Linked DNA regions of Mus musculus: region 2 is linked to region 1. A link is a loop called in an ENCODE intact Hi-C map of the cell type or tissue named here. Cell type or tissue: left cerebral cortex. All regions are shown on one strand. Links, peaks and the distances in the headings refer to the core of each region. The heading gives the core; the rest is flanking DNA. Region 1 has its middle 290 kb from the start of Gm25833. Region 2 has its middle 410 kb from the start of Gm25833.

What was found. Peaks named below come from ENCODE experiments on the same cell type or tissue, not always from the same donor. Only the 100,000 strongest peaks of a DNase experiment are listed, where the experiment ranks them.
Region 2: a loop joins it to region 1, with 11 times the contacts of the local background. A loop is called at or near these places in 7 of 42 quality-filtered maps.

The regions. Positions count from the first base shown.
Region 1 is chr6:68,818,961-68,823,371 of GRCm38, forward strand. It overlaps Igk. Among named protein-coding and RNA genes, the nearest start is that of Gm25833, 290 kb to the left of the region's middle. In left cerebral cortex, for the core only: no CTCF peak of the experiment used is centred there; no DNase peak of the experiment used is centred there.
Region 2 is chr6:68,944,790-68,949,200 of GRCm38, forward strand. It overlaps Igk. Among named protein-coding and RNA genes, the nearest start is that of Gm25833, 410 kb to the left of the region's middle. In left cerebral cortex, for the core only: no CTCF peak of the experiment used is centred there; no DNase peak of the experiment used is centred there.

The DNA of each region.
Region 1 (4,411 bases), core at 270-4,269:
CTCGTTCCTCACTCTGCCAGATGTAAAACCAAGGCACGAGGTGGGACTCGAACCCACAATCTGGTAACCCGAAAACTATGCCACAAGGTGGGACTCGAACCCACGATCTTGGAACCCTAAAACCAAGGCATGCTGTGGGACTCGAACCCACGATCTCGGAACCCCGAAACCAAGACACAAATTTACAAACCAAGACACAAATTCACAAACCAAGACACAAATTTAGTGGTGCCACACTTAGACAAAAGACAACATGTAAGATGCACACAAACAAATGTACCTCCAAGGGGTCTTTCGGGGTTCCTGGGTGTCACGCAGATCTCGGTGAAACCTCCAAATGAAAGAACCAAACAATCCATTATAACTTCAACCTAATAGCCTCCTTTCGGCAGAATATACATACATATATATATATACATATATATATATATATATATATATATATATATATATATATATTAACTTTTGGGATTGAATCATCTTTGTTGGTGCTTTCTTCTTACTCATATGAGACCCTAGTACATAGTGAGGTCTGGACTGGAAGAAAATTTAAGAAGTGCCCCCAAATGGGTGCCCACTTTTAAGTTCCAACCTTGCAGAGAATATGAGAGAATCAAGAGGAAAAGAGCTCAAATCAAGAGTCTCTTCCTTGACATCATCAAGGATTCTCAACAAGATGTCTGAACTGATAGAAACTCTCAGGTGAAGTCTTGGGCAGTTGTGCTCCACAAAAAAAAGGTAGAGATTTACTCCAGGACCATCTATCTGCTGGTGATACTCTAATTCCTCACCTGCTCCATTTGCATCTTACTGAACAACCATTTACCAGAGACACCTTCAATATAAACCTTATACTAATCTCTAAAAAGGATCACAAAATGTATTACAAGCTTAAATGTACATTGAGATCCTGTTGATTTTCTAGAGGTCTTTGTGCATGTGTTCATAAAAGGTCACAAATGATGACTTCAATAACTACAAGCATCAACTCTCTAAAAGTAATAGTTAGTAAGCTTGAGAAAGACAACCATACCTGGCCACAGATAAAATGATGGACACAGACCAGTTATCAAAATGAAAGAGATGAGTGGGTTTATCTGCAAGGGAGATATAAGGGGTGATAGAAATAATAGACTGACATTGAACAAGACAGCTAAGTAACTAATAAAACCCACTAGTTATATTAATAATCTAAGAAGTCAGTAATAGAGAATGTGGTTATTTTTTGAAGTTAAACAAGACACATATTTTTAAAAACAAAATACAAACAGAAACCCATATTTTACATGGATAAAGGCATGACATTTATGAATAAATAGGTAAATATTTGATATGTAGATATGCAGATATTGGCCTACAGGTTATAAGAAATTACACATTATGTTACAATATAGTCTCAAACATATTTGAATGACAATTTTCTTGGAGTGATATTCTTTCTTTCAAAATTCATGGCATATTCAGCAAATTTGCCATTTTTCAAAATGGGAAAAACTTCCCTACAAGTTCCTCAGGGTGGCCTAAGGAGCTCAAAGCAAAGTAGAATATTGCTATTGCTCTTGGCTCCCTCCCAAAGGTTGATGGTAATATTTCATTGCTGAAGACACAGGACATACTAATCACATTTGTGACTTCAGAATGTCAATTATACTTACAGTATTCACTAAAAATCATGGCTTGCTAAAAGTAGGGGCATGTTTGTACCATCTTTAGGTTCCTGTGCAGAATTTTCCCATGTGCCATAACAGAGTGTAATTACTTTAGTAGGTTTTAAATGAATTTCAAGATGTGTTTCCAGTGATGGGAGACCGTTGTTTAGGCAACACTTGTGAGAATTGGGCTCTCTGCCGGTCAAGTATAAAAATGAATCTATCTTGATATTGCCCATCTGGTTGAAAAAATTATAGTAGAACTTACCTTACATTGGAAATTCTGGTCTCTGATTCTCTGGTTTCTGAGTTAGAATTTGTTACATATGGGGTAATGTTAATAAGATAATGACTGTCATGTTACTCCATCATTATATGAGATTTTTGAGAGCATTCATGGATATTTCAATCAGTGATCCAGATAATGGAACTTTCAACATCTTCCTTTTTAATCTCTACAACACATCATTTATTCTTAATCATGAAGAATAAATGCTCCCTCCACATGCTCCCTCCACATGCTCCCTCCACATGCTCCCCTGGTGATACAAGCAGTGACATAAACTACCAAAGTCCAGCTGTCCTTCTCATAGCTTCCATCCACTAATACTTTTTTTTTTCAAATATAGTCAGGCTATGAAATTAACTGTTCAGTTAGGTAACAGCTACCTCTATAGGCTCTTTTGTTCCTTAGTCTCAACAACACTGTTTTTAAAGAAAGTCTCTAATTTTTTTATTTCAGAACAGTATGTTGAGAGTCATACAGCAAAAAAGAGAAAACTTTACAGACATTCCTAGAAGCTCTTTTGATATGCAGAATTGGAATTAGAGTGACAGTCTCTGCATACTTTGTCAGGTACCTCTTTTGATGCTGAAATATTCTCTAAGTCTCATCTGTTGAATAACTGATTCTCAGCTTTTGACAATAGTGTTGAATCTTGGACACTTTTATAAATGTACTAGGCTGAAGAAGCTGCAGGCAGATCCTTGTGAGTGCATTGATTATAGACACTTAATCATCTGTTATCTACTATCATCATACTGCATTCCCTGATTCTGGAATACTCATCTGGGTATAAAATTTAGTATTAGGCCAATTAACCCAGTTAAGAGCCAATGGGAAGAAAAAAGGGAAAATACGTTGATGCCTGAGTGCCATAAGCATGTTCATTTGCAGTGATGTAATAAAAAGTCATTGATGGAAAGCATATACTTAAACCTTGAAGTGACTGTCAAGCAGATGATCAACATGTTCTCAGATGATTCCATGTGATAGACCAAGTCTGTGTTATTTAATTTATGAAGCTATAAATTCTTTAAAATGATAATAACTCATCCATTTCAAAAGCATATTGAAAGAAGGCCCTAACATTCTAAAGAAGCTTAGACCATCATTTTTATGGCCATCTGTGGTTTTTCGCTAAATGATTATGTATTTGATAGAAGCTCTCTTCTATGATTGTATTAGGAATTGGTGAACCCTTGAAGAGAAAATCACACTAGAATATGGATATGGCATTGATATCACTTTATTTAAATTACTGTGATTTCTGTGATCCCAATTACAAGAACAGAATCAACCCCTTCTCAACATATCTTTTGGACCTATATCTGTGTATAAATGTCTCTTTATGTTGTAGAGTAAAGGCTGGTATTATGTACATTAGTAAGAGAAGAGATTTATTTAGCTCACAAAGTTAGAAGCTGAGTATATAAAATTTTGTTGTCTTATATTTCAGCCTGTTTTTCAATTTTTAAAAAATATTTGCAGTATTGTAGATGATACCATGCCAGGTTCTTAAAAAGGAGATCACATCTCATTCACAGAAAAAAGATGGAATAACAGCCATAATTTATTCTTTTTGCCCAATAAAGTATCATGAAGAACAAAGCATAACTGTGCATGCTCCATGTCCAGCATCTCAGAGAATATTAAAATAAGGATCCACCCATCTTGTGGTTTGTTCTTTGTATGATGAGGCTTTATACATTTAAACAATGAAACTCAGCCCTTTCCATGAGAGAAGTGGAAAAGTGGCCTACCCATCTCAAGAAGGACTAGAAACAACAGGCTATCATCATCTTTGTTTCAGGATATTCATCTTTAATTCCTGATACTTGCATTCTGAAACAACCATTCGGACACCATAGTAACACATGGTACAGCCTCAGATTTTTCTTTACAAGATAAACCTACAGCAGAGCTCAGAACCTGATGACTTCTCCTTAAGATCTTCTACATGGCTACATCTTTCCTCAAGAATAAAAATGAACATAGTTCTGACCATGTTCTTCAAAGATAAAAACATTCCAAAAGCATTCCTGGAATTAATAACATGAACTGGAATAAATTTTATGGTGCTAGAATATTGCAAAGAACACAGAATACATAATAGTTAAATGTACAAATGTCAGAGAACTTCATTTCTGAAGGCTATGTTAAAAGGGGACAGAGAGCAGGATCTATAATCTGAGACATCTAAGAAATACCGGGAAGAAGAGTGTAATTGCAAGCATGATATCTTGATGGGAAGTAAGAAAGTTCCATACTTAAGATGACTGTGATGGAACTATTTGTCCATATACTTGATAAATGTACAGACAAATGTAGCTGGTAACAGATACATATTTTCTCTATTATTGATAATTTTTCATTAAAAAAAAAACCTTTTTCCATGTTCCTCCCAAAAGTAGCACTGAATCTGTCCTAAAGTCAAGCAATTCTCTGTTTAATAAACCCATATCTCCCCCTCAAAAAAAGT
Region 2 (4,411 bases), core at 248-4,247, 130 kb after region 1:
GAAGGGAGGGACCCAGAAATGAGATGGGAGGAGAAGGTGAAAGGAGAATGTGATGAGATTTGGGAGGGGGTACAGGAGAGAAACCCAGAGGGCTAAGAGAATAAATGTAAATAAGCATCCTTGGGGAGTGAGAGATGGGTGGGGGGTTCTAGAGTGTATCAGAGACCAGAAATGTATGATGACACTCTCAGTACACATTGGTGGTGACTTTAGCCAAAATGCCCCAAATTAGGGAAAGAGTACTCCAAGAGTCTACCTCCAGTAGATAGACAAGGCCTCAAGTGGAGGGACAGGGTTACTAACCCACAGTCAAAATTTCTGACTCAGATGTGTTCTTATCTAAAAGAACTGCAGAGGATGGACCATGTAGAGACTGCCATATCCAGGGATCCACCCCATAATCAGCATCCAAATGCTGACACCATTGCAAACACTAGCAAGATTTTATAGAAAGGACCCAGATGTAGCTGTCTCTTGTGAGACTATGCCGGGGCCTAGCAAACACAGAAGTGGATGCTCACAGTCAGCTAATGGATGGATCACAGGGCTCCCAATGGAGGAGCTAGAGAAAGGACCCAAGGAGCTAAAGGGATCTGCAACCCTATAGGTGGAACAACATTATGAACTAACCAGTACCCCGGAGCTCTTGACTCTAGCTGCATATATATCAAAAGATGGCCTAGTCGGCCATCACTGGAAAGAGAGGCCCATTGGACACGCAAACTTTATATGCCCCAGTACAGGGGAACGCCAGGGCCAAAAAGGGGGTAGGGGAGTGGGGGTGGGTGGGTATGGGGGACTTTTGGTATAGCATTGGAAATGTAAATGAGCTAAATACCTAATAAAAATGGAAAAAAAAAAGAACTGCAGAGATAAAAATGCAAAAGAGACTGAAGGAAAGGAGGTCCAGTAACCGGCCCAAATTGGGATCCATTTCATGTGGGGCATGAAGGCCTGACAGTATGATGTACTTAAAGACAGGAGCTTGGCATGGGCTGTCCTCAGAGAGATCCTACCAGCAGCTGACTGAGACAGAAGCAGATAACTACATCCTATCATTGGACTGAGGTTAGATACCCCTATGGTTGAATTAGGAGAAAGAATAAAGAAGCTGAAGGGTGAGCAACCATGCAGAAAAACCAGCAGTCTCAACTAACCCAGACACAAAGTTACTCCCAGAGTCTGAGCCACAACCAAGGAGTACACAGAGGGGAGTCTGAGACCCCTGACACATATGTAGCAGTGGTTTACCTGGCCTGGCCTCAGAGATTTGCTTAATCCTTGAGAGCTTTGAGGCCCCAGGGAAGTGGGAGAACTGGTGTGGGAGAGAGTATTCTCTTGGAGGAAAGGGGAAGGAGAATGGGATGATGAACTTTTATAGGGGAGAGTAAAAGGGGTGATGACTGTAATGCAAAACAAATAGAAAATAACTTAAATTAAAAAAATACATAAACATACAATAAATAAAAATAAGTGAAATAAAATAAAATTAAAAAGAATAGTAAGAACAAAACTATTTTTAAGATTGGTTTTGTATTTAATAATGTGTATGTGTGTATGCTATTTTTATATTCTTGTGCCCAGAGAGGACATACTAGTTGTATGATTTCCTGTAATAACTGGACTTATTAAAATTGGTTATCAACAACCAAATTGGGGTGTTTTGGGCCAAACTTAGGTCCTTTTCAGGTGTTGTTAGCATTCTTAATTATCAAACTGTATGGCTCTATAGTCTCAACATATCCATCTAAATTAGTAAATTTGTTTTTTTGTTTGTTTGTTTTTTCTGGATATTTATGAATCAGTTAATGAATTTGGAAAGTTTAAGCCATTCCAGCCAATCTATTCACTGTCTGAGTTGCCAATGATAATTTAACTCTGAATGGTCTGGAATACCTAGGGAGCTCTATGCAAGGCAGATTCAGTTAGTTGAATGTTTACGGTTATGAAGAAGATACCTTCTGTTTCCACTCCACTTTATCAACAAAATTATGAGATGTGGCAAAATGCATTTTCCCTGAACATATGACACCATGGTCCACGATAGACAATGAATTGAACCATTAATGTTGGTAGGGTGTATTGTAGAAAATATTTAATTTAGGATTTCTACCCTGCCTTAGATCATTTAGTTCACAGAGAAAAAAGACATAAAACCTTTATATTTTTATTTATGATATATCTTTAAAGCACTAGAGCTTGGCACATATCTACCCTCTAAGATGTAAATACCTCCTTCCCTATCAATATTCCTGAGGTATAATTTGCCTGGGCTACTCTTAACTAAAATTGACCAACCTTCATGGCCATGTTTTCATCATTCACTTACACCACGATGTCTTCTCCTCACTCCACCTTCTACTCTCTCTTCTCTAGGTCTTCTGAATCAACATCCCAGCCTGGGAACCAAATCCCCACCTAACTCACTTCTGATCAGCTATAGACTGTAAGCATATGTATTGACCAATCAGGGTTAACATGGGAAGGAGGGTAGCTAGGTTACATAGCAGCACTCGGTGTATATGAGGATCTCCTAATCCCTGAGGCAACCAGGGACAGTATTCAGCATTACAACACACAGCAACAGACCAAACCTCACCAGTTTTAAATTAAGGATCAAGATTCAAACCACAAAATCTGGTAAATGAAAGAATTTATTCAGACATAAACCCTCTGGTATAGAATTCAGCAATGCAATATATAGCAACAGAAAAGAACTCAGTAGTATGACTGACCTCTAGACCACTCAAGCTACTCAGAATTGATTGGGTAACACTTGAAAGCCAGGGCCACTTTTGAGGAAAAAAATCTTTTATAGTCAGGAGAACACAGAAATGAGAACCATGTATAAGGAGGACTAAGGAATAATTAATAATAATAATAATAATAATAATAATAATAATAATAATAATAATAATAATTTATTTAATAATAATAAAATAAACAGAGATACTGTGACTTTATTTTCCTTCTGAATAAATGAAGCAGAGAACAGAATCAAGGGAATTTTTATCACAATAACATCAGAATAGGGATACAGCTACAATTTGAGTTTTGTGATTTGGATAGTGCAGGATGGAAGAAATCTTATATAATGCAAGGTTCCCAAAGCTCCCTTTAGAAAATACTGTTGTTCCAAATAGGTTTTGTATCAGAATCTATTCAGATCAGTTATATTGACTTATCTCTGTAATCCTAGTATCAAAAAGCAGATGCTGGGCCATTTCTGAGGCAGAGACCAGTTTAAGTATTAGAGTGAATTCTAGGGCAGCCTGGGATACAAACTGAGATAGTTTGTCAATGTTCCACCTCTTCAAATAGCACTATTTGCTTTTCCTTTGACATTTCTAATGTTATCACGAAAGTCCCCTATACCTTCCTCCCACCCTACTCCCCTACCCACACACTCCCACTTCTTGGCTCTAGCGTTTCCCTGTACTGAGGTATAAAATGTTTGCAAAATCAAGGGGCCTCTCTTCCCAGAGATGACTGACTAGGGCATCTTCTGCTACATATGAAGCTAGAGACACGAGCTCTGAGGGTACTGGTTAGTTCATATTGTTGTTCCACCTATAGGGTTGCAGACCGCTTCAGCTCCTTGGGTACTTTCTCTAGCTCCTCCATTGGGGGCCCTGTATTCCATCCACTAGATGACTGTGAGCATCCACATCATTTCCATCACCTGTTTGGATGTGTTTTCCTGTTTTTCTTTAAGGACTTCTACCTGTTTGGTTGTGTTTTCCTGTTTTTCTTTAAGGACTTGTAACTCTTTAGCAGTGTTCTCCTGTATTTCTTTAAGTGAGTTATTAAAGTCCTTCTTGATGTCCTCTTCCATCATCATGAGATATGCTTTTAAATTCGGGTCTAGCTTTTCGGGTGTGTTGGGGTGCCCTGGACTGGGCGAAGTGGGAGTGCTGGGTTCTGATGATGGCGAGTGTCTTGGTTTCTGTTAGTAAGATTCTTACGTTTACCTTTTGCTATCTGGTAATCTCTGGAGTTAGTTGTTATACTTGTCTCTGTTTAGAGATTGTTCCTCTGGTGATTCTGTTACCCTCTATCAGCAGATCTGGGAGACTAGCTCTCTCCTCTGAGTTTCAGTGGTCAGAGCAGTCTCTGCAGGCAAGCTCACCTCTTACAGGGAAGGTGCACAGTTATCCGGCTTTTGGACCTCCTCCTGGCCGAAGATGAAAGGCCAAAACAGAACCTTTCCCAGAAGCTGTGTTGCTTTGGCCTGTCCCAGAAGCTGTTAATTTCAATAGTCCACACTCTCACCTGTGCAGACTACTTTCTGCAGAGTCCCGGAACCAAAATGGCTCCCGTGGATCCTGAGGCTAGGGCCTGGGCGGACACCTGACCTCTGGCCAGGAAGGTGGCCGGATGTCTGAAGCCCGAAAATGGCGCTGCCTCAGAA